Linked DNA regions of Homo sapiens: all the other regions are linked to region 2. A link is a loop called in an ENCODE intact Hi-C map of the cell type or tissue named here. Cell type or tissue: IMR-90. All regions are shown on one strand. Region 1 overlaps EFL1 (elongation factor like GTPase 1). Region 2 overlaps LINC01418 (long intergenic non-protein coding RNA 1418). Region 3 overlaps TMC3-AS1 (TMC3 antisense RNA 1). Region 4 has its middle 15 kb from the start of LINC01583. Region 5 has its middle 110 kb from the start of TMC3.

Region 1 (5,000 bases), 260 kb before region 2:
TGTCTTAAAAAAAAAATTCTCAAGTACATAAGGGAGATAGAAAGTATAGAAATATTTCTTTAGAAGTGAATACATTGGCTTTTCAGTATAAATCTACTGGAATTTTAGGTGAAAGCAAAATACTTTCTTGGTCTGAACATTTCTTATTAAAGAATATCAGAGTAGTGATGTTTTAATGTGTTCGGATTATTCAACTCCCAGAGCCAAGATGATGTTATCACTGGGGATTTTTTGTTTAGCTCAGATAGTACACTGAAACTAACTGGTTCTTCCTGCCCTCACTGTGTTCTGGGAGGCTCCCAGGTATGTCCTGGACTGAAAAAGGTGAGGCCATTTGATGTTAAGAGAAGCAGAAATATTCTGAGTATCTTTCTGTTCTTTTCTCTGTGCCATGGTCCAGTCAACAGGAGGGGAGAACATTGTCCCAGGCTTTTGTAAAGCCAAGATTACCCCCCAGAAGCTGCTTGGAGCCGGTTTCCAGTCTCCTGAGCTAAGGTTGCTGCCAAGGGAAGGCAAGACTCAATTGCCTCTGCCTAAAGTTGTTATTTTGTATAGTATTCTCATAGGTGTGCTGTATAGACTTAAGCTCCACTACTGCTTTCCCTCTTTTTTAAAAAAATTCTCTTATTTTCTACCATTTATTTTGGCATTTGTACTCTTCCTTGTGTTTTTCTTTGAATGTTTTACGTTCTATAACTCTCATGTGCCTGGCTAAGCCTTTCTAGGGCATGACCCAGGTAATGCATAAGCTTGGGTATTCAGGTTTGTTTTTTTCCCGATGCATAGGTGTTGTGCCAGCACAGTATATCAAATAAACTTGCCCCTGCCCCTGCTTCCTTCCCCGCTGTTTCACTACCACGTTTCCCATACAACTGTAGTTTGTTTCTGGATGCTGTTTTCTATTCTGCTGTATTTGCAAGCCTGTATTGTTTGATTTTGAGGGTATCAATAATTCATTTTTGAATCTGGTTCTGTCACTTTTAGCTTTAATAATTGGGGGCTATTTTTAAACATTTATTCTATATAAACTTGAAATGATTTTATCTCCTGCGATACATTAAATGTCTATGTTAAGACATCTTATTTACAGAAGTAAATTATGACCACTCTTTTACTGTAAAGGTAATTATATAGAAAAAGCTAAGCAAGTTGCCTTCCTAGGGCTGATTCCTACAGGTGTTATCGGTGTATTCTTCCAGACTTCTATCTATGCATAATACATGCATACATAGTAAGAAATAAATTCATGTGTGTGAATTTAAATAAGTTCACTAGGGAGCTAAAGCTGGGACTGCAGCTTAAACCCAGCATTATGTTGTTCTGGTTTCTTTATTATTACCAAATAAATGATTTGAAACAGTTAAAATTATCCCAGCACTAGTTTCTTTTGAGGGAGTAGCCTTTTCCATTTTCATACAAGGTCTTATTTTGCGGGCCGCAGTCCTAGCTGTCTCCAATTGAGCCAGAAGGCAGCAGCCAGAACTACTTTTGCCTGAGGGTCTTCCCTGAGACAAAGACTTATGCCCTTGGCCTTCTTACTCTCGGATATTTGTGAAGCCCAGGATCTCTCTCTCTTTCTCTCTCTCTCTTTCTCAACTTCTGGAGCAACCAACTGCTATCTTAGTGTCATAAGTTAATTCTAATATACCTGGGTGGCCTTTAATCTAGTTCCATTTTTCAAAGTTTTTGGCTTTTGGATAAGACCTTTTCCTGCATTGACATAGCCTCTCCCTAATTTTATCTGTTTTTGGACTTGGGATTTGGAGGTGGAAGGATGTGAGAGAGGGAGGAAGGAATATAAGGTGTCTTTCATAAGCCTTCCTTTCTCAGGATCCAAAGATTTTTAAAAAGAAAAAAAGCAGGTTTTGTTTTTTTTTAATGCAGTGAACTATTTTTTCCTCTGAAAAGTGAAATCTTTATTGGCTTAATTTTATATCCTAATCATTTACTCACATTTATTTTGTGCTTACTATATGTTTGGTTCTATATTGATCACTAGGTTAGGTTTCTCATACTGGGTGCTTAGTCTTCCAAATTATTTGTAGGTGCTTCACAGTTTTGATCGCAAACTAGTAAATAAGGCATCCTCTGGTTGGAGAAACAGCACTGGATTTTACCAGTGGGACCTCTGGCAAGTTGGCCACTTTGTGGGAATTTCCAGACCTGAAACTGCATCTGCATAGAAGGAAGTTGAGGTAGATGAATCTCTATGGCCTTCCTTTCTCTCCTGGTTGGTTTTCCAGGACCCTTCCTCACCTTTTCCACTGTCCATGTCTTGGGTTTTCCTGTATTTCTTAGTTACGTTGCTGTTTTCAGTACCCTCTGTGCCCTCTTCTCTATCTGTGGGTTGCTTTAAGTGACATTCAGACAGCCAGAGGTCCAGAGGCCATTTGACATAGAGGAATTCCATCCTTCCAAAGATCTCTTCTCATAAGCAGGAGTTTTTTGTTTTTTAAACAAAACAAAATAGTTATCCTGATTGGATCCATGAGGACTAGCTCACTTGGCTGTGCCTCGGGAGAGGTCCAGAATGGCTTTCTTGGACTTGAACGAGCTCAGAAGCATTGGCACTTTCTCGTTTACACTGGCCTTGATTTTGGGTAGAGACTGAGCAGGCCGAAGTCCCCTCTCTGAAGCCATCATGGGATGATGGTAAAAGGCATCTGCAATGTTCCAGCTCTAGCAGGGTCACAACTGCACTGAGATGAACACAAGGGGGCAGCCTTTCCCACAGATTTTCATCAAATCACAGAGAAACAGAGTGCAATTTCAATGTCAGCGCATGCATGAGCCTGTGCTCTGTCCACACCAGTGCCCATGTGTAAAACGTGTAGCCTGTAACTGTTTATAAAGGGCCTTAGGGTTAACGGCATATGAATGCTCAGTAGATTTTGTGCTTTACTGTGCTACAGTTTCGTTAACACAACCCAGGACTTCTCATTGTAGGTTATAGACTATATCCCCCTGCCTAGCCCAGAGTCTTACACATGGCAGGCAGGCAGGTTGGCAGGCAGGGCAGGCAGCAGGTAGGCAGGCAGGCAGGCACTTTTTATTACTGGAGGCTTAGAGATGACTGAATCATTAATATAGAGGAGTTGAAATTGATTTAGCCTGCTGTTTCAACCTGAAGAATGACTTCAAAGCAGGCATTTAAATTTATTTTGGCCCTTTTTTTCATTCTCTTGCCCCTCCTACCCCTCTTCCAACTACTAAAGGCATTGTTTCAACTGTATATATTTTCTCTATTTTTGTTTTCTCTTCATCTTGGAAATTGAGTTATGACACCTTTGGTTGTTTCTAGTTGGAAAAAAGCATTATTATGAAAATATATGCTGTTTAGTGAGCAATGAAGCAGAATATAAAATATCACTAATATCCTGAACCCCCATGCAATTAGAAGCACATTGTCACTAGTTTTGTTTTATGTTTCCCAGATGACTGTTAATTTAGCAGTTCAGCACATAATTGCATTGATGATCATATTTCTAAGGATTTGAGTCTATTGATTCAAGTGTAGAATTGAAGTAAAAGTTGTTATTCCTTCACTGTTGTATCTGAATTTGTTTTATTATTTGACTCTATAATGACTGGAAGAAATCAGATATGCTTGGAAATCAAAGGTAAATTTTCTGTCCCCTGGGAATAGGGGTGGAAAGGAAAGAGGAACATTTTTTTTAGCTCTAAACAAAATGAGCAATTAGTAGATTTATTGTATAATAGTTGTTTTTCTTCAAAACCACAAGCCTTCAATTTTCTAAAATGACAATAGTAAATTTTCACTTTCTAAACAGTTTACATAATCAGTTTCACTATATTTGCATATATTTTGTTAACTGATACTAACAATGATGCCACAATTTTTTTTTTTTTTTTTTAAGTTGGAGTTTTGCTCTGTCGCCCAAGCTGGAGTGCAATGGTGCAATCTCGGCTCACTGCAATCTCTGACTCCTGGGTTGAAACGATTCTCCTGCCTCAGCCTTCTGAGTAGCTGGGATTATAGGCACCCACCACCATGCCCGGCTAATTTTTGTATTTTTAGTAGAGACAGGGTTTCACTATGTTGGCCAGGCTGGTCTCGAACTCCTGACCTCGTGATCCGCCCGCCTTGGCCTCCCAAAGTGCTGGGATTACAGGCGAGAGCCACCGCTCCCGGCCGAAGCCACAATTATTAATGCACTTGAAAGATATATCAAATTAGATTTAACCAACGTTTATTTAGTACCAACTGCATGCCAGGTGTTCACTGAGTCAGTTTTGTTTGTTTTCTTACTTAAGCCTTGAAACAAACTTTAGTGGTAAATTTCTCTTCATTTTGCATATTAAAAAACTGAAAGGATTTTGACTTGCTCAGCAAATTACACTATCCCAGCCATTGCTTATTAGCTATAATTTTATTTTCTGTGTAGTTGTATAGCTGAGATTATTTGAAACACTGTTACTGATTCTTCTCACTTACTATGATTATTAAAAATGAAAATATGCTCTAATGATTTTTGATACTCTGCATATAGAACCCTTGAGTTTCATAGGTTCTGTAGGCCCTTTCTCCTATAAATAATCTGAGACTCACAGAGAGGCTGGGTCTCCTCCAAGCTTGGGCAGCTGATAGTTTGAGAGTTGATCTAGAACCCGGGTCTTTCCCTTTGTAAGGGGCAAAACCACTGGAAAGGACAGGCAGAGAAATAGCTGGGCTCCTCAAAAGGAAGAGAGAAGCTGACAGTGAGGATTCGTCAGTTCTGCTCAGTTTGGAAAGAGACCCTTCACTGTCTGCTTCTTCTGACCTCCCTATGCTTCAGTTCTCAGCACTCCTGAATATACCACGATTTTCATGCCTCTGTGTCTCGGTACACGCTGTCTCTTCTCCTCAAGTGTTCTTTCTCCCTTCATTGCCAGCTAAATGTCACCGCCTCTTGGAAGCCTTCCCCAACTGCGTCAGACAGATACATCTGGCTCTTTCCTTTCTTTGAGTTCCTGTACTTCTTTTAATAGATCTCCCTTAG
Region 2 (5,000 bases):
GCTGTGCTTCAGTGTTCTAGTCTGTAAATGTGTACACAATGGCCATTTGCATGCTGTGAGCCAGATTGTTTTAGCGTGGTAACTGCAGAGCGGAGATGTGTTATTTGCCTTAGTCCTGTCAAGTTTATGGTGCAGCCCTTGATTCCTTGCAATGCTCTATTGATTTTGAAAGCATCCGTGAGTGGTATTTCCTAAGATGGACTTGTCTGAATTGATTCTTAGCTTATACACTGATAAATTCTTGTTTTGTGGTTGAAAAATACCAGGAGTGCCTTTGCAGAGATAAAACAGGCAAAACAGGACAAAAAGGCATCTCTCTGGCCATCTTTCTCATTGTGCAATGTTTTACCTTATTTATTATATCTACTTAAAGTTAGCTATTGAAATAATAAAGGGAAAAAAACCCCAAACTTCCCAGTCACTAACAGTCTGTCAAAATTGTGCACTCTGAAATGGACATCACAGGATTGGAATTTGCTAGGATGTATATGCCAAATGTATTATAGGTATGTGGCAGTTTAGAAAAACTTCAAGAAATTTACATGACTCAGAATGCTACTTCTTGTGTTTGCGTCAGACAACATGCCTTTTTTTTTTAAAAAAAACATAGGCATGTTAGAGAGTGCATGCTTCATCATTTAAATGCCAGACTAGTTTCATGCATTATTCTTTAAAGTTGCTAATCCTGTAGATTTCCCATTAGCAGATTTACATAAGTGCACCTCTCCTGAATGAATATGTTAGCTCATGTTGCATTATAAAGCCCCTTTATCTGACAGTTGCACCTGTCATGGGGTATCCTCAATTTACTTAGTTGAAGATATTTTTCTGAGGTCATTTGTTTTTCTTTCTAGGGTTAAAGGTTCTGCACAATTTTTCCTTTTCCTTCACATCTGCAAAGGTTCTTAGAATGCCTACAAATGAACACTACATGCTCTGTTTTAAAGTCTTAGGTGATTTCTCCCCTGGGGCATATACATTTACTTCTTAAGGTCTTGTAATTCACTTGAAAATGCACATTTACTCACACCAATAAAATTTTCTTCCAGCTATATATTTTCCTGCATTACATCATCTCATTAAGCACCAGAATCACCCAGGCTTGGATTTCCCCCAAAGATTGTGGGAAATTTGTGACTGGCTCCATGAAATGAGCTCTTATTCTGTGATGGTCTAAAAATAGTTGCACCAAACCACAAAAACATATTGCCAGTGGCTTAGATTAATGCCTTTCTTCTGTGATCAGGAGCTATTAGGTGATGGTGTGGGAAGGAGGCTCAGAGATCACCTGGGCAAGATTTTTAATTTACAGATAAGAAAATTGAGTCTCTGACAAGTGAAGTGAATTGCTTATGGTCCACAGTGAGTTCTTGTCACCTCCAGCACTGGAACTCACATTTCTGGATTCCCTACTTTGAAGAAAAAATATCCAACTTGGATGCTTGGAAGATAGGAGAGCAAGAGGGTTGAAATCCTGCAGATCTGGATTAAAATTCCAACTTGATCACTTAGCTATGTTGACCTTGGGAAACTTCAACATATCTATGTCTATTCATCTCTAAAATGGGTATAATAGTAGTAGACTCCTTAGAGAATTGTTATGACAACTAAATGACATAATCCATGCAAAGGTATTAATGCAATGTCTGACATGTAGTAACTGCTCAATGATTGGCAGGTAATCATTTTAACTATTTTTATATATAAAAAGAATAGGATAAAGACAAAATGTTTACATTACTCAGATGAAGCTATCTGAGTAAGAAGTGATTGCTTTCCATAAGTAGAAACAAATATTGGGTGGGTGTGGGGAAATCTAACGAAAGTTTTTGTTGTCATCATGCTATTTTAAGTTGACTGTACACGCTTGAAGTTGAGTCACGCTCACAATAATTTATCCTGCAATTAGGGAAGGGTGCCACTAGGTGGCAGTAGTTTCTTAGTCATGGTTGTATAATTTTGGTCACCAAAAGGATGATAAAAGGAGACGTAATTGGAACATGTTTCAATTCATACACATTTTAAAGTCGACCTCATCACCACTACATACTCACATTTATTAAAATACTGTAATTGACAGGCCTTTGAAGTCAGATATACTTGAGTTTGAAATCCTTCCACTTTTTAGATCAATGTGGGCAAGTACTTGTATAAACACTACCCAGATTAATAAATAAAATATTACCAACACCCCAGATGCCTTTTCCACTATTAATGGACATTTGGATCATTCCCAATTTTGGCTATTAAAATAATGATACTAGGAATATTCTTATAATGTATTTTGGTGTATATATGTATGCGATTTCTTTGGATATGTGTATAGGAATAGAACTGATGGGTCATAGGGTAGGCATACCTGTAGCTTTAGTACATACTGGCATAGTTTTCTGAAGTGGCTGTATCACTTTCTACTTCTACCAGGTGTCTATGAAAGTTCCATTTGCCCAACATCTTTGTCTGTAAGTGGTATTGTTACATGAAATTTTTAAACATGATCTAGCAGATGTATAGAGATGTCTCATTGTGTTCTTAACATGTATTTCTCTGATGACTAATAATGTAGAGAAACTTTTCATGGATTTTGGCCATTTGGATATGCTCTTTTGTGAAGTTCCTGTTCAAGACCGTTGCCTAGGGTTGAACATGTTGTCTCTCATTTTAAAGATTGATAGGTAGGAGTTCTTTATACGTGCTGCATGAAAATCCTCTTCTCCCACTCAGTCGCTTGCCTTTCACTCTCTTAATGGTGTCTTGATAAATAGACAGTCTTCATTTAATGAAGCTCAATTTGCCAATCTTTTCCTTTATGTTTGTGTGTGTGTGTGTGTGTGTGTGTTTTAAAAGAAACATTGGCCTACGCCAAGGTTATGAAGATCAGTCGCTGAGGCTGGGGATAGCCTGGCACTAATTGGCTTAGGCCAATTACCTGGTTAACCCCTGTGGTAGGGAGATGGGATGACCCTGATTGGATTAGACCAATCAGGATTCACCTGGGGCACTAGTGTTAGGTCAATGTTCCTCAAAGCACAAGGGCTCTGTGAGGGAGCTGGAGGATTTGAACAAAAATTGGGTGCCGTTAAGATGGGAGAGAGGTGAGTGGATGCTGAGTGGCTCACCACCAAAGCACCTCGCAATTCTATGCACCAAGTAGATTGGAGTCCAGAGGAAAGGAAAATGAATGACCTTCAAGTGTTTCCCCAAAGAACACTCCAGAAGTTAGTATACAAACCGATTTTAAATGTTATTAAATTTCTTACTTATTCACCCCTTGCCTTCTTTTTTACCATCTCCGCATCATGTATATAAATGGACATGGACATGTCCACGTCATATGCACGGGCACACACATATGCATACACACAAGTCCTCCACTGCCTTCTTCACTTTCAAGGGTTGCCTAGGGTTGAACGTTTCCCTTTTGTACATGTTCACAAATTTCAGACTCAATACTACCAATCATTCCAAAATTTCAGGGAAGATCGCAGGTTTGATCAGTGGCCTGATGAATTTGAATTACCACACTAGTTTGTGGTATGATGGCAGGATACTAGAGACTTCCCATTTACCCCTCCCACCTTCCCACTGACATAATTATGAAAATATAGAAAGGTATTCAAATTTCCAATAGAGTTGGAAGCCAGAAGTATTACTTAATAACTTACTGGAAGCCAGGAGAAATTTCTACTCTACAGAACTTAGAGGAAGCCTCAAGGAACAAAGTAAGGCCATGTAGGGAAAAAGAGGTCATAGGAAATTCTTTCTCCATTATAGAGTCTCTCTCTTCCTCTCTTTCTTTCTCCCTCTTTCCATCTCTCTCTTTCACCTACTCCTGGGCTACAATTCCCAATAATGCTAATGAAGAGATGAGAATTTGGCAACTGAATAAACAGGGGTTAGTACAAATAGGAGACTAAGTTTTTCATTCAATGTTTTTGACAAGGAAATATACACTGCTTCAGACCAGAGAGATGACCTGGAGATCCTTCTGTAGGTTAAGTAAGTTGCAATCATGGGAAAGTTGTCTTGGAATGGGCAGAGACATTTGGTTTATAACAGAAGGCAGAGAGACAGGCATGGGGACCAAAGCAAAACCACACGTGCTTTTATGAGCAAATATCAAAACAGATCTCTCCCCGATCAAAGGATTGAACGTGGAAGAGAGAAAACATAAAACTGGAGAGGCAGAGAAATAGTGTTCCGTGGAAAAAATTTATTATAGGAAAGAGCAGAAAATTTTAGAAAACATCTAATTTGAGCTCAATAAACTTCAGGAAGGCAAGGAGGAGATGAAAACACAATAGACTTTGATGAAAAGGGAGATTATTTTGATAAGGAAAGCTTTTAAGGAAACTAAAATTTAATGACTTTTTAAATGGTTGATAACGGATCTGGAAGCAAAAACTTAACAACAAATACCTAGCCTATTGCATTCTTTTTTAATTTATGTAGTTACCAGGGCTAATTCTACATCCTGTAATCCTCCCACCTTTGGACAGATGTTTTTAGTAGTTCAAAATTTATTTTAAAAATGTACATTTAGCCTCTTTTCATGAATAGAAAATTGTTAAATAGATTCCTTTTTTACTACTCTGGCTTTTCAAGGAGACATACCATCAATGAATGCCAAATGTGCTATTAAAATTTCTCCAAATGTTAATAAATCTTACTTCTCTGGAAGTATTTGGTTCTGTTGTTAATTATATGTAGAGTCTAAGCTTTTTAAAGTTACAGGTGTATACAGGAATTAGATACACAACTTTAGGAAGTGAAGAATGAGTCTAATACACAGAACAGTATTTTGTATTAACAATGAAATCATAGACACAAAATCAGCATTAGAAGTAGTAAAAAAGCAAGTTAACCCTGCAGAAAATTTAATCAGAAATGCAGTGGTTTTCAAACTGAGCACCTTAGAGCCACCTGGTAGGGTCTCAGAGGCTGGGGTAGGGGGTGAAGGGGTTTTAGGGAGGGGCCAAGGGCTCCTTAGCCCCACTTCA
Region 3 (5,000 bases), 530 kb after region 2:
TTTAATATACTCACAATGCCACTGTTACATTTAACAAAATACAAAGTAATTATAATTGACTTTTTGATACCCTAAATAAAATGAGGCTGCTCTTATGGTTGAAAATCAATGAGAAGCTGGGGGAATCTGCCCAAGATTCCATCCAATGATGGAAAAAGGCAACATGGCTAAACGGTGTGAAGATAGTGGTAGGGGAAAAATAAAGTTGTTTACTAGATAGTGGCAAGTTCAACATACTCAACAAACCAGTCGTTCATGTTTGAGAAAAATGTAAACTCTGCATTATTGATAATTGGTCTGGCACAAACCGAAAAGGGGATACCGGGCCTAAATATGTAGTTTTGAACTTCAGTAGATAGCAATGCTCTCTAGTGATGAAATTTGCTTCTAGGTGTTTCTTTGCCGAAGACTTCCTTTTTCTACAATAATTCACATTCCCCAATAAAATATCATTTAAAATGGGCAACTTGCTATAGATGTTATTGTTCAATTCTTGTTCAATGATATTGCTTAATCTTTTTAAAGACCTCAGTTTTTTCATCTGTAAAATGGGGATAAAACTAGTATCTATCAGATAGGGTTGTGTGAGATGAAATTTAAAAAGCAATGTGTGTAAGAATGTATGTAGTACTGTGCTTGGAGCATAATAAATGCTCAATTTATCCATTTATTTATTCAACACATATTTAATTAATTGTTTTGATTTAGCAGGCATTCCCCAAGGGCTAGGAATGTAGCATTGGACAGGAACAGACACATTCTGTCTTGAAGGGTACATCACAATGGAGGTGAAAGAGGCTACGTAACAAATCACCCAATTCATCACTTAATTACAACGGTAATCGATTTGATGAAGAAGTACATAGTGAGATTACAGTGGAACCTGAGCTAATCTGAAAGTCTGAGAAAGCTTTCTGGATGTGCTGACAGATGATCTTTTCCAGCTCATCTGGCAGTCTGTTAGAGATAATGCAATTTGCAGTATACATGCCTATAAATATAGAAAGAATCCAAGGCGTTTTTCTCCCTCCTGGACTGGTGAGTTGGTGGATGTCCCATGTGGTTGTGCAACTGTAAATTAAATAGCAGAATAAACCTGAGACTGTACCAATTTTATTCTGCTCTTTTTGAGCCGGGATATACTTACTCTCATAGAAATAGTACACCCTTATGTGCAATTGTTTATCAGCAGGATCCTGTGCCTTTGGGTTCTCTTTTTCATCATTTATTTAAAAATGTTCCACTCTTTTATTACTGCGGAAAAGATACTCTTTTAAGTTATCAATAATCCCCTGTTATACACTGTCTTTTCCTAAGGCATAATTCAATTATTTGTGTTAATATAATGTTCTCTGGTAATGGCTTTGATCCCAAATCTCATTTTTTAATCAAATTTCATAACCAGAAGAAAATAGAGAAATGGATCAGCCTATTGTCATCATTCATTCTTTTATTCAATCTATATTGAACCTTCTACATGCCACACACTCTTCTAAAAGGTGGGGATACCGTGGGAGCCAGACAGAGGGAATTCCTGCCTGCTTCAACAATAACTGTAGGGAGGGAAGGCAGACAATCAAGTATAAAATGAGACTGTTTTATTCACATAAGTGCAGAGGGATGAGAGAGTGAGTAACTGGAAATAATTTTAGATGGGATGGTCAGGAGAGATCTCTCTAATGGGGTGACATATGGCTAACAGATGAGACAAAGAGTCCTGCAGTAAGCTGGGAAAAGAGCATTTCAGGTTCCCATTTGCCCCCTGTGCTCTGGCCCCAGCAAGTGTCTCAATGTTGCAGAAGTAAACCAAGACTTTTAGGATTAATAGCTGTTGATGCTGCTCTTGGGGAGTTGGGATACACCCTAGTCTTCACTGGAGTGTAGTATCCTTGTGGACGCTAGATGGGGCAGGGCCAGGGAGGAAGGTTCCCTTTAGGTTTCCTTTGATAGAACCTGTCTCTGAAAGGTAAGCTAGAAGCTGATGGAAGAAAGGAAGGCAAGTGGCAATTGTTGGTTAGAACTTTATCCTGCCAACTCCCTGCTAGCTGGCCCATGCCATTCGTTCATCTGTTTAGGGGATAAAAAGTGTATGCAAGTCTCTGATTGCATGAAGATGCAATGAAATTCACCTTGTATTTACTGAATCATCTCTCAGGCTTTTCACAAATAATCAACTGCTATCGTCAGTTTTCAATATGGTCTTTTTCTGTAGCTTTATGACAGACAATAGCAGGACTTGCTGTCTTAAAAGACAATGAACTACAAAGTCTAAAATTGTGTAGCTTTTTCTTTATTTTCTAGCAGATATCTTTGCTTATCTGACTGCACTGCAACAAGAACTTCACAAGTACATTCTGTAGTAACACATCTTTGAGCACTTACCCAAATTTGTTCCAGAGACAGCCAAGAGAACCACCCTCTCCACTCTCCAGGGGCACTGCAAAAATACAAAGCCTGCCTGTTTACATCACAGAGTTGCACAATTGCAAGTCTGTAACAGCAACCGGCATTAACAAGGAGCGTCAGGCACCTCCCTTCCTTGAAGGAGCTCGCAGATGTAACTTTGTGACAAACAGGGCGTTTTCTCTCAGCCTGCTCCTCTCTTGTCAGCAACACAAAGGCTCCTTGGCAATGGAATTGTTTTTCTCAGTTCTCTGGTGCCATCTGGAGGTTTGATGTTAGATTCACAGCCAATAATTTAATTCTGCAAACAGGTCCAGGTGTGTGGCAAAGAGGCTTGAGTGGGTAACTCATAAATTAAGATCCTTAGTCTGCATCCTTAAAGGGAAAGTGAAGCACCAAGCTGAGAAAATGATTTAGGTACTTTTGACAACACGTTCTTCTTAATGTAAAAATCAAACAGCAGTAGCTATCATTTGTTTAAAGGGGTGGAAAAGAAGGCGCTATGTAGATGGGTGGTCTACATTTTAAGGGCTCATTAGGCACTGTTCATTGCTTCACTTCACTGACACTGGGGAGACTTGAAGCTTAAATTGCATTAGCCCAAGTTCAAGTGTTAGGAGGACAGCAGGAAAATATTGTAGAGGTTTTTTTTTTATATTATTTATTTATTTATTTATTTATTGAGACAGAGTCTCTGTCGCCCAGGCTATAGTGCAGTGGCACAATCTTGGCTCAGTACATCCTCTGCTTCCAGGGTTCAAGCAATTCTCCTGTCTCAGCCTCCCAAGTAGCTGGGACTACAGGTGCGTACCACCAAGCCCAGCTAATTTTTGTAATTGTGGTAGACACAGTGTTTCGCCCTGTTGGTCAGGCTGGTCTCAAACTCCTGCCCTTGTGTCCGGAGTTTGTTCCTTCCAGTGGGTTCATGGTCTCGCTGATTTCAGGAATGAAGCGTGACCTTCACAGTGAGTGTTACAGCTCTTACAGGTGATGCGGACCCCAAGACTGAGCAGCAGCAAGATTTATTGTGGAGAACGAAAGAACAAACCTCCCACAGCCTGGAAGGGGACTTAAGCAGGTTACCGCTGAGGGCTGGGGTGGCCAGCTTTTATTCCCTGAGTTGTCCCCTCCCATTTGGTCCATTTTACAGAGTGGATTGGTCCATTTTACAGAGTGCTGATTGGTCCATTTTACAGAGCACTGATTGGTCCATTTTACAGAGTGCTGATTGGTTCATTTTACAAACCTCTAGCTAGCTACGGAGCACTGATTGGTGTGTTTTTACAGAGCACTGATTGGTGCATTTTACGAACCTCTGGCTAGCTACAGAGCACTGATTGGTGCATTTTACAAACCTCTAGCTAGCTACAGAACACTGGTGCGTTTTACAATCCTAGCTACAGAGTGCTGATTGGTGCATTTTACAATCCTTTTGTAAGACAGAAAAGTTCTCCAAGTCTCTACTGGACCCAGAAGTCCAGGTGGCTTCACCTTTCAACCTCAGGTGATCTGCCTGTAGAGCCTGTTTATGTAAGGGCATGAGTTCTGAAGACAGTTTGCATTGGTTCAAAGATGGGTGGGATGGCAGAGGGGTCCATGGTCTCCATGAGGTTGCCTGTTGGAGAAGGAATGGGGTATGTTGTGATGAAAGAATATGCTGCACTGGACATTTTTTTCTTAAATTCCCATCAACACCAATTGACTTCTGAAACAAGGAAACATTCTTGTTATCTTAGTAATTGTTATTCTTATAATATCGGTAATATCCTCTGATAATTATGCTGCATTTTATAGCTTGTAAAGAACTTTCACATATAGCAATATCAGAGGATTTTAATTTTTTATATATATTGAGTTAATATAAGCAAAGCACCTTGGACAGTACTTGGCACATAGTCAGTGCTATATAAATGTTTAGTAGATCATTATGATGAGAGGCAAATGGTCTCTAGTTACCTTGAATCTAAAAAGAATTTCTTCATAGTCTGTTACAGCCTATTAATGTGACTTTAAAACATAGCCAATATAAGATCCTCTCTTCGATGAGAAAGGTAAATCATTGCCTGGAGAAAATGAAGCTCTTGAAAATCGAGCTGTTTGTCCCATAACTGAATCTTAATAAATCCTAATATCACATTCTTAACATTAAAAATTATGATCCTTAAGTGATAAATTCAAGCCACTTAAGATATAGACTATTTTCTGAAATGCACTCCAAAATGGGTGTAACTGAATTTATTGAACCATCTAAACTAAATAAGCCACAACACAAAATGGTGTTTTTCTCTCATCTTTGCTTTCAAACTTGATTAGTTGCATCTCTCTTTTCCATCACTTAAAGATGCTTTAGGCAAATCCCGTAGCTTTTTGCTTACTTTCAGTTACTCAAGCGATATTTAAAAGCACACTCTGGTCCGGTTCATTTTAAGCTTCAATCACTCACTCAACCTCATATCCCCTCTCTTGCTCCCCAGAACCAGCCAGGCAGCAGGTGAGACTTGAGTGTAATCTATGTTCTCTTATGTCCGCCTTCCCTTCTCCTTTTTGCTTCCACCTTTGGACAAGGAGAGAGGGAATTACAGAAGAGGGGCAAAGGT
Region 4 (5,000 bases), 160 kb before region 2:
GTTTCACTGTTCCCCCTTTCATTTCAGTTTGGTTATATTTCACTTATAAAAAATTGATACTCCTGTTGTTGATTCCTTTCCTTGGTGTTTTCTTTGATTGCTTGAAAGCTGAGAAAATCACTGTTCCTTACTTTCTATTGTTTGTTTTGAACGACAAAGTGATAGATAAGTGAGAAATTGGTGTTTGGAGTTGGGAAATATGACAAGCTGGTTTTCCCAGCCATGTCATGGGGCCTTGGCTGGCAGGTTTTCCTGTAGTGCTGGGAACATTCTTAGAATATTCTGAGTGACCGAATTCCACAAAATGTCTGAAAATTCATCAGCAGACATGCACACCAGCTAATGATAAATGATTCATTCCTCAAATATTTATTAATAATCTGTTATATGATACAAGGTCCTGGGCTTGTCATGGATTCGGGGGCAATTCTGACATAGGTTCTGTGCTCTAGGATTGGGTAGTCGGGAGGAAGGTGGGGCGCTGGGGACACCTTGTTTGCCCCACAAGATCTCTCTGTGCCCTTCTCTACCTGCTCTGAGCCCCAGGAGGCTGGCCTGTGTGGGCAGCATCATGAGGTTTCTCTACCCTCTGTTTTCTTGGGCTCAGCCAGTGGGAGGCACCCACAGTACATCAGAGGGCAGGAGGAGAGCGAGGCCAGGGTGGTTATTCCCCCAGCTCCCTACCTGCAAGGCTGTCACCTGGCAACCTCTGTGTTTCTTTTCCCAAGGCCACAGCTCCAGTCAGGTGACCCTCTCCTGGTTCTAGTGCCTGCTCCTTCTTGTCCCTAGTCCTCAGGGTAGCTTTGACTTCTAACAGCTCTGGGGTGCTTCGTCATCCTGGTTAATGTCCCTTAATTCTGCCCACACCTTTGTAAATAGTCCCTGTCATTAAACCCTCTCCAGATCCTCCTCGTGTGTGTGCCTGATTGGTAAAGCATGATTTAAAATAATTGTCAGTGAGGCTGAGGGCTGTGGCTCATGCCTGTAATCCCAGCACTTTGGGAGGCCAAGGAGGGCAGATCACTTGAGGTCAGGAGTTCAAGATCAGCCTGGCCAACATGGTAAAACCCTGTCTCTACTAAAAATACAAAAATTAGCCACCACGGTGGCACGTGCCCGTAATCCCAACTCCTTGGGAGGCTGAGGTGAGAGAATGGCTTGAGCCTGGGAGGCAGAGGTTGCAGTGAGACGAGCTTGCACCATTGCACTCCAGCCTGGGAAACAGAGTGAGACTCTGTCTCAAAATAATAATAATAATAATAATAATAATAATAATAATAATACATTGTCAATGAAAGAAGAAAAGAATGGCTACAGAGGGGTGAGCAGTGCTGAGAGAGGGCAGCGGCTGAGATATTTCTTCCACTTGGGCATCAGAGACAACCTAGTGGAGGAGGTGGCACTAGAATCAGACCCCAAAGATGGAACTCAGATGTGAGCACAAAGGTACTCTAGGCAGGAGCAGCAGCTGGGGGCCAAGATCAGAGGTGAAGAGGGCAAGTTATTGTGGGATGGCCATTCTGAAAGTCTGGTCCCCAGACCAGTGGCCTCAGCATCGTCTGAAGAAATGCAAATTGGGCTGAATCAAAAAACTCTGGGGATGGAGCCCAGCAACCTGCCTTTTTCGCAAATCCTCCTGGTGGTTCTCTTGCATGCTCCAGTTTGAGAGTCACCAGGGTAGGGACAGCAGTTCAGAGAGTGGAGTGAAATGGGGGAAAATGTTGGAAAGCATGTGGGCCCAGGGGTTGTAGGGCCTTAAACAGCTGCAGGGTTTGGCTGGACACCGTGGCTCATGCCTGTAATCCCAGCACTTCGGGAGGCCAAGCTGAGTGGATCACGAGGTCAGGAGATACAGACCATCCTAGCTAACACGGTGAAACCCCGTCTTTACTAAAAATACAAAAAAATTAGCCTGGTTAATTTTTTTAGCCTGGGCTAATAATTAGCTTGGGCGTGGTGGTGGGCACCTGTAGTCCCAGCTACTCGGGAGGCTGAGGCAGGAGAATGGCGTCAATCGGAAAGGCGGAGCTTGCAGGGAGCCGAGATCACGCCACTGCACTCCAGCCTGGGCGACAGACAGAGCGAGACTCCGTCTCAAAAACAAACAAAGCAAAACAAAAACAGTTGCAGGGTTCGGTCTGCATTATTGTAGGTGATGAATGCTGTGAAGGGGTGTGTGTGCATGTGAGCATGTGAGTGTGGGTGTGGCCTGAGCGGGGATGCTTCTAAGAGTGCGTTTGGTTGGAGACGATCAGGGAGACGATCACCGAGGTAACTGTGATCGACAAACAGAGGAGGCCCTAAGGCGGTGCCTCTCAACCTCAGCACTGTGGACATTTCGGGGTGATAATTCTTTGTTGTGGGGCTGTCCTGTGCATTGTAGGATGTTTGGTGGCATCCCTGAACTCTACTCGCTGTGTGCCAGTAACACCCCTTGGCTGTGCCAAACAAAAATATCCCCAGACACTGTGCAACATCCCCTTGAGGGCAAACTCACCCGCGTTTAGAACCACTGCCCTAAGCCTTTCGATTTGGCTGAGACTATGGGATAGAACACTCAGGTTATCATGGCTGTATCATCTGCTGCATTTTGGCCACCGAGGGGAGCAAAAGACCTGCAGTGGTTACAGGCGAATGATCAGACATCAGTCAAATCAAGGATCTAATTGAAAATTGCTCATTAGAAATTAAGTATTGATCTGTTTGGGCAAGCTCTTTCAGTAATGTTCCCTGGTGGCCAATTTGTTCAGGTGACACTTCCTGAGGACAGCAGCTTCAGGAGCTCTCACAGCAGGTCCTGAAACAGTCAGGGGCCAGGCGTGGCTGGGTTGGGATCTGATCACTTAGGACAGCTTCCATCCTCTGCCTGCTTTCTCTACTGTCTCTGAGTTCCTCACTTCCTCTAGCCTCTTTTCTGTGCTCTCCTAACAATCTCCACTTGGTCATAAAGAGCAGTCATAGAACAGATGCCCCTTTTGGAGAATGGTCCCTGCCTCCTCTCCCCTCAGGGAGGTCACTTTTTTTTTTTTTTTTTTTTTTGAGACAGAGTCTCCCTCTGTCACCAGGCTGGAGGGCAGTGGTGTGAGCTCGGCTCACTGCAACCTCCACCTCCCGGGTTCAAACAATTCTCCTGCCTCAGCCTCCCAAGTAGCTGGGACTACAGGGGCATGCCACTGCGCCCAGCTAATTCTTGTATTTTTAGTAGAGACAGGGTTTCACCATGTTGGCCAGGATGGTCTCAATCTCTTGACCTCGTGATCTGCCCTCCTTGGCCTCCCCAAGTGCTGGGATTACAAAGGAGGCCACTCTCTTCGGGTGCTCAGGGCCCTCAGACCGCAGGCTATTCCTGCAACTGCCAAGAAGCAGGGGTTCTAGTCCAATCTCCACCAATCATTGATTGTGTAACCGTGGGACTGTGATTTAATCTGCGTGTGCCTGGGCCTCCTCCTCTGTCACACCAAGAAACAGATATGGGATGGGTGTGCTCCTGTGTCAAAATGAATAAGGAATTGGAAACTAGAGTCAGAGAGTTCAATGTCTGAATCCTGATGTCACCATCTACAAGCTGGGTGAACTTGGACAAGCCACTCAACATCTCTGAGCCCTAATTTCCTCATTGTAAGAGGAGATAATATCCCTGCCTCCAGGCTTTTGTAAGGACTGAGATCTGAGAGTAAAGCCTTTAGCCCAATGCCTAGCACATCATAAGCGCCCTTTATTATTACTGTTGTTGCTCTTATTCCTGATCTGCCTAACAGTGGTTCCAAAGCTCACTGAGGACACACTTTCTGGAGGCTCAGCTCTCCTGGATGTGTTACCCAGGCCATGAGGAACTGGTGGAGCATGCAGGCAGCAGGCCTCCTTGCTCAACCCAGCCCCAGCCCAATGCCACAAGGCCGTGGGTCACTTTTGAAGAGATTATTATACTCTAGGGACTGAGATGGGACTTAACCTACTGGGAATTCAGAGACATGGGAGGTTGCCAGGAAATCATTTTAAAGATTTTTCTGGAGGTGGCTTTTGATGAGCGTTATTGGTCAGAGGTTGAGTTTTCTTTCCACATCTTTACTGAGAACCCTCACAGACTGTTGAAGGAGAGGTTCACAACCCATACATCCTGTTTTCCTACTACGGTGGCTCTTCACGACTCTCACATCCCAAAGCCACCTTAAAGTGCCTCTCTTTCCTCCAGCCTGGGTGACAGAGCGAGACTCCGTCTAAAAAAAAAAACAGTGCCTCTCTTTCGTTCTCAATTTCTCACCTCAGCACAAAAGAGAAACTCTCTCTGAACCCAACTCCGGTTGGCCTGTCACTCCCTCCCTTCTCTTCCCACTCCCACTCTCAATCTCTTCTTTTTCCCCTATAAACAATTTTCCTGCTCCTTTCTAAATGCAATTAAGTATTTAATAAATCAGCTTTGCCGGGCCTGGTGGCTCATGCCTGTAATCTCAGCACTTTGGGAGGCCCAGGCGGGCAGATCACGAGGTCAGGAGATCGAGACCATCCTGGCTAACACGGTGAAATCCCGTCTCTACTAAAAATACAAAAAATTAGCCAGGCCTGGTGGCGGGCGCCTGTAGTCCCAGCTACTCGGGAGGCTGAGGCAGGAGAATAACATGAACCCGAGCAGAATCATGTTTTGTCAGAAGAGAAGAAGCTCAGGAACCAAGATGGCAGACCCAGGAGCTCCCAACGAAGGAAGGGCAGGGGGACAGTGACCAGAGATGGGATTTGCTTTGCTAGGCTGTGGGAAGGGGAAAATACCACAAGCACATGTATTTCCATTTTATATTTTGATAAACTGATTTTTTAATGATTTGTTATTGTTAAGATAGGAGAAAAGTCAAATCAATGGCACAGCAAGTGTCAGTGTGGTTGGGAGGCAAGCTAACACCCACACACAAGAAAGAGGATCCCTCATTCCTCCTCCCTGAATTTCTCCTTTTCTTTTCACCAGTGCTGTGCAATCTGTTTCATTCTCCTACCTCTACGCCCTGAAA
Region 5 (5,000 bases), 460 kb after region 2:
GCCATGGTGCCCAGATTATTTAGTCAAACATGATTCTGGATGTTTCTGTGAAGGAGTTTGGGAATGAGATTTACATTTAAACGGGTGCACTTTGAATGAAGCAGATTGCCCTCCAAATGCGGCTGGGCCTCATCAAGGTAGTTGAAGGCCTGAATAAAGACTGACCTCCCTGCAGCAAGAAGGAATTCTCACAGCAGATGGCTTTTGCACTTGGACTGCAACTTTTGCCTGGGTCTCCAGCCTGCCTGCCTACCTTGCAGATTTTTAGACTTGCACCTTCAAAATCATGTAAGGTAATTCCTTAAAATGAATCTCTCTCTACCTATCTATCTATAGATATATATGTAGAAAGAGGGAGATTTTTATGTACGTACGTCCTATTGGTTCTGTTCCTCCCAAGAACACTGCCCAAGAGTTTCTGTAAAGATGGCACCTTTGGGGTCAAGAATTAAGATAATACACAAAATCATACACATCATGACACACATATCATGTCATAACATCACGCACATCTGTACACATTTTGTTGAGCATTCTTTCAGATAACTCTATATCGGTGCATATTCTCATTCACACTTACATGTGGACAACTTTGAGAAGGCATCACTATATACAGCTGTTCTATAAGTAGCCTAGTGCATTGAACCACATGTCATGAACACCCCTGATCACAAGATGATTTTTTTTTATTAAATGGCTCCCAAATACCATTATATATTTGAGTTCCATTTTGAAGGACACATAGATTATTTCTAATTTTTAACTATTAAACATAGTTCGGGCTGGGTGCAGTGGCTCACATCTGTAATCCCAGCACTTTGGGAGGCTGAGGCAGGAGGATTGCTAGAGCCCAGGAGTTCGAAGCCAGTCTGGGCAACAAAGTGAAGCTCTCATCTCTACAAAAAAATAATAACTGGGCATCGTGGTGTGCACCTGTGGTTCCAGCTACATGGAAGGCTGAGGCAGAAGGATTGTTTGATCCTGGGAGGTCGAGGCTGCAATGAGTCATGTTTGCACCACTGCCCTTCAGCCTGGGCAACAGAGAGAGATTCTACCCCAAAAATAAATAAATAAAATAAAATACTTCTATGAAAACTAGCTTTTCCTATATGCTTCTTACATCTGGGTGCTTATCTGCTAAAGGGAAATTGCTTGACGTGGGATTGTGAGATCACAGGGCCAAACTATGCAGAAAAAAGAGTATGATGATTTACACATTCACAGATAGTAAAGGAGAATGCCCATCTGCCCACATGCTTTGTAACATTGGAACTTAGGTCTCTGATAAGCTGAGTAAAGCCCAAAGAATACCCAGACAGGGCTGGCTCGGGCAGGGAGCTCCTCTCCTCCCCTCCCTGCCTTCCTTCTTTCACTGTCCACTCTTGCTCTTACTTCAGCCTCCTTGTATCTTTCCTTTTTACCAAATATGCCCCACTCATCCTACCCCAGTGTGTTCAGTTATTCTGTCCCCATCACCTGTCATTGCCCTGCCCTCACCTCTGTCCAGATCTCCTCCCTTCCAGGCCACCCATGTCAAGGAAGGCCCACGGGATGCCTTCTCAGTCACCACTAGTCTCTGCCCACAGCTCTCGGCCTTTTCTCTCCTAGGGTCCCTGGCGTGCTCTGTCTTTATTTAACAATATTTGTATCCTGGGTTTGTTTCCTTCCTGAAAACTCCTGGAGGGCAGAAACTCGTCTCATGGATCTTTATACTCTGCAGCAGCTCCTCCCAGTGCAGGAGAACCAATAAATATTCAATGACCTGTCTTGGCGGATGCCTCTGTCACTAGCAGCCCTACCAGGGAGGCGAGGCACAGAGGGTGTTTGACAGCTTCTCAGCCGCCTTAGCGATATTTTTGGTAGAAAGAGGTGGGAGGTTTGGGTTAGGGAGGGTACGGTTAAATGCTATCTTGGGCAAATGTAAGCTTGTTCTCACTTTCTTTTATTTGCCACCACCATGTAAATCCACATCTCTCCAATCTCTGGATCCCTGGTCTGCCCTGGAGATTTGGTTTGGGTTTGGTTTGTAGTGTGCCCTGAGATTCCAGAACCACTTGAATGGACAGCATTTGGCCTAGGATGGATCCCCATTGACTGGGGTTGTCAAGTATCCCATGGTGCTGGTACACAGTATCCTTCCAGGCATCTTTTTGCAAACCACAAATGAAGGTAACTCGTCAATTCCAGAGGTAAAAGTTGTGCAGATTTATCTATCCATATTGAAGGGACAGGAGAAGAAAACGAGAATTAGTAAATGAAGCAAAATATACTCTATCCTCACCAAAGACATCAAGCTGCAACCAGAACGCTTTCAGTAATGAGAACAATGCAGACACTCCGGAAGCCCCTGCGAAAGTCAAAGCTGACATCAGAAGTCCCGCCTCTCTCTGGGCTCTTGGGGATGGGGTGGGGTGGCTGTTACCTCCTAGTGGAACTGTGGGTTGGCACAGAGGCCCCAGTACTTCATGCAGGGCTATGGTCTCCACCTGCTTACAGTGTTGTCTTCTAGCAAAGATGAGAGAATGAGTTCTAAGTTAATTTTGCACGCCCAGTTCTGCTTTTTGATGGACATGACTATGCAAATACTGCCCCCTAGTGGGGATTTATAATAATGCACCGCATAATCTCAAACTACACAGTTTAATATGTGGAAGGGATATTGGAATTCTGTCCAAACTGCTTGTCTCATCGTTGAGGAAATTGAGGCCCAGATACAAAAAGTGACTGTCCCAAAGTCACAGGCTAAGTGGAAAGCTTAGAACTAAACCTCAATTTCCACCCTGTAATTTGTAACATCTCTGGTCACAATCAATGAAAATATTTTCTCAGAAAACTATGCATTTCTTGGGAGAAAAACACTCTTAGAAAAAGCCACTATCCTTTGTTTTGTTATATTCAGAATTAGGCCTTTGACGATTTTTCAGGGTTTTTGTTTTTTCTGATAAGTAGTTTAAGTACAAAATCTATTAGTGGGTTCATTGTGGTTTTTGCTTTATTCTTTACATGCACAACTAATTTTGAAAGGCGAATCATAGCAAGAAAATATATATATAATTACCTAAAAGATTTAACTTGTGAAAACAACTGTTCTTTAGTGTTTAAAATTTGGGGATACTGTTACTGTCATCTGAAGCAAAAAAAAAGAAGAAAAGTCAGCACTCAGTTACCTTATACATTTTCTTTTGCTTTTTAAATTTATTTCTTATCACATTCAAAAAAGTGGAGAGCAGGGTAGCCCTCAGAACACCTTCCGTCTCTCTCTCGCTTCCCTAACCCAGTTGTGAAGACTTCTCAGGCCTTCAGGTATACAGGGACTGCAGCATTCATTTGGTTCTCTTTTACTGAGACTAACAATCTTTGTTTATTTTACTGATGAATTCAGTCCATTTACTGACACATTTGTGTTAATTTCTACCGTTTTATTTTGCCTCATATTTCTACTGTTTTTCCACTTTTTTTTTTCTTTTTTTTTTTTTTTTTGAGATGGAGTCTTGCTCTGTCTCCCAGGCTGCAGTGCAGTGGCGTGATCTCAGCTCACTGCAATCTCCACCTTCTGGGTCCAAGGGATGCTCCTGCCTCAGCCTCCCGAATAGTTGGGATTACAGGCACATGCCACCATACCCAGCTAATTTTTGTATTTTTAGTAGAGATGGGGTTTTACCATGTTGTCCAGGCTGGTCTCGAACTCCTGACCTTAGGTGATCCGCCAGCCTCGGCCTCCCAAAGTGTTGGGATTACAGGTGTGAGCCACCGCACCTGGCCTGTTTTTCCACTTTTTACCCACTTTTGATTTGTGGTTGTCCCCTTCCCTCCCCCGGCCCCATATCTCTTAATGCAGTTCTGGAAATTGTAGGTTACCAGACACTGCCGGGGCAGATGTCAGCTCCGGTAGATGCTTATTCAAATGCAGTCCCATTTTTATGCAGCTTCTGGAGCAGAAAATACTTCCTTATTTTCCTGTAAGCCATGCTATGCTTAGAAAAGAATGTTTTATTTACTTTTTGTTTGGTTGTTTTGGATCTGGCATTTTAGGTGTGCTGCTATTTTCTCAGAAAGAATACTCTTATTTTTTGCTCTATCTATTCTCTCATTCATTCAGTCACTCATTCAACGAAAATTTATTGAACATCAAATAAGTGCCAATATTGTTTTAAATGGATCATACTGTAGGTCTATTTGTATTCTGCTTTCGTTTGCTTAGGATATTGTGGACACATTTTCTGGTCAATATTTAATTCAATTTAAAATCATTTTCATTAGTTTATATCATTTGTTTTCATTTATATTGATAATACATCTAATTCTCAATTAATAGACACTAAGATTATTGCAAAAAGTACCTATTACAATAAGCCTTGTGATGAACATCATTGTGGGAAAAGCTTTATGCACAGATACAGTTATTTTCACAGGAAACAAAATACGTGGAATTTGTGTCTCAGAGGATAAAATAAAAGGCCAAAGGATGAGAATTTCATATATTTGAATCAGGTACATTTAGTGATCCAGAGCATACTTATCTTATTTGGGATGGGGAGAGACTTTCTAAGAAAAGTTTTAAATAAAACAAAACTAAAGAAAATGTTGAATACTAATGACTACATAAAAATTAAAAATTTCTGTACATAAAAACAAAAATTAAATGGCCCACAATAAAATGGAAATATATTCACAGTGCAGAATAGGGGTTAGCAAGGGTCAAATCCTGCGGCCTCCTGTTTTTAAAATAAAGTTTTACTGCAACACAGCCACACCCATTCATTTGTGTATTGTCTATGCTGCTTTCACACTAGAAAGGCAGTGCTGAGTCGCTGTGATTTGCAAGTACTTTAGTACCTAAAGTATTTACAATGTAGCCAATTACAGAAAAAGTTTTCAACCTCTGCTGTAGATGACAGAAGTTTATTATCCTTCATATATAAAAACTCTTACAATTCAGTAAGAAAGCATACTTAATTGAACAAACATCTACTCAATATCTAGCTCTTTGCTGGGTCCTA

The links. Hi-C counts contacts between places; a loop is a spot of excess contacts. Peaks named below come from ENCODE experiments on the same cell type or tissue, not always from the same donor. Only the 100,000 strongest peaks of a DNase experiment are listed, where the experiment ranks them.
Region 1: a loop joins it to region 2, with 6 times the contacts of the local background. A loop is called at or near these places in 4 of 110 quality-filtered maps.
Region 3: a loop joins it to region 2, with 13 times the contacts of the local background. A loop is called at or near these places in 8 of 110 quality-filtered maps.
Region 4: it touches region 2 in a loop (4-fold over the local background); 2 of 110 quality-filtered maps call a loop at or near these places.
Region 5: it touches region 2 in a loop (10-fold over the local background); 38 of 110 quality-filtered maps call a loop at or near these places.

The regions. Positions count from the first base shown.
Region 1 is chr15:82,195,907-82,200,906 of GRCh38, reverse strand. All of the region lies in intron 15 of EFL1 (elongation factor like GTPase 1), which reads left to right. Among named protein-coding and RNA genes, the nearest start is that of EFL1, 64 kb to the left of the region's middle. RefSeq lists an enhancer at 2,588-2,647. In IMR-90, a CTCF peak has its summit at 2,708 (motif pointing right); a DNase peak (open chromatin) is centred at 2,746.
Region 2 is chr15:81,936,709-81,941,708 of GRCh38, reverse strand. The region is part of intron 3 of LINC01418 (long intergenic non-protein coding RNA 1418); the gene reads left to right. Among named protein-coding and RNA genes, the nearest start is that of LINC01418, 28 kb to the left of the region's middle. In IMR-90, a CTCF peak has its summit at 1,918 (motif pointing right); DNase peaks (open chromatin) are centred at 498, 1,128 and 1,898; H3K27ac peaks cover 905 bases.
Region 3 is chr15:81,408,133-81,413,132 of GRCh38, reverse strand. All of the region lies in intron 6 of TMC3-AS1 (TMC3 antisense RNA 1), which reads right to left. Among named protein-coding and RNA genes, the nearest start is that of TMC3, 36 kb to the right of the region's middle. In IMR-90, a CTCF peak has its summit at 2,671 (motif pointing left); a DNase peak (open chromatin) is centred at 2,622; H3K27me3 peaks cover 562 bases.
Region 4 is chr15:82,101,289-82,106,288 of GRCh38, reverse strand. No RefSeq gene overlaps it. Among named protein-coding and RNA genes, the nearest start is that of LINC01583, 15 kb to the right of the region's middle. In IMR-90, a CTCF peak has its summit at 2,594; a DNase peak (open chromatin) is centred at 278.
Region 5 is chr15:81,478,346-81,483,345 of GRCh38, reverse strand. No RefSeq gene overlaps it. Among named protein-coding and RNA genes, the nearest start is that of TMC3, 110 kb to the right of the region's middle. In IMR-90, a CTCF peak has its summit at 2,593 (motif pointing left); a DNase peak (open chromatin) is centred at 2,575.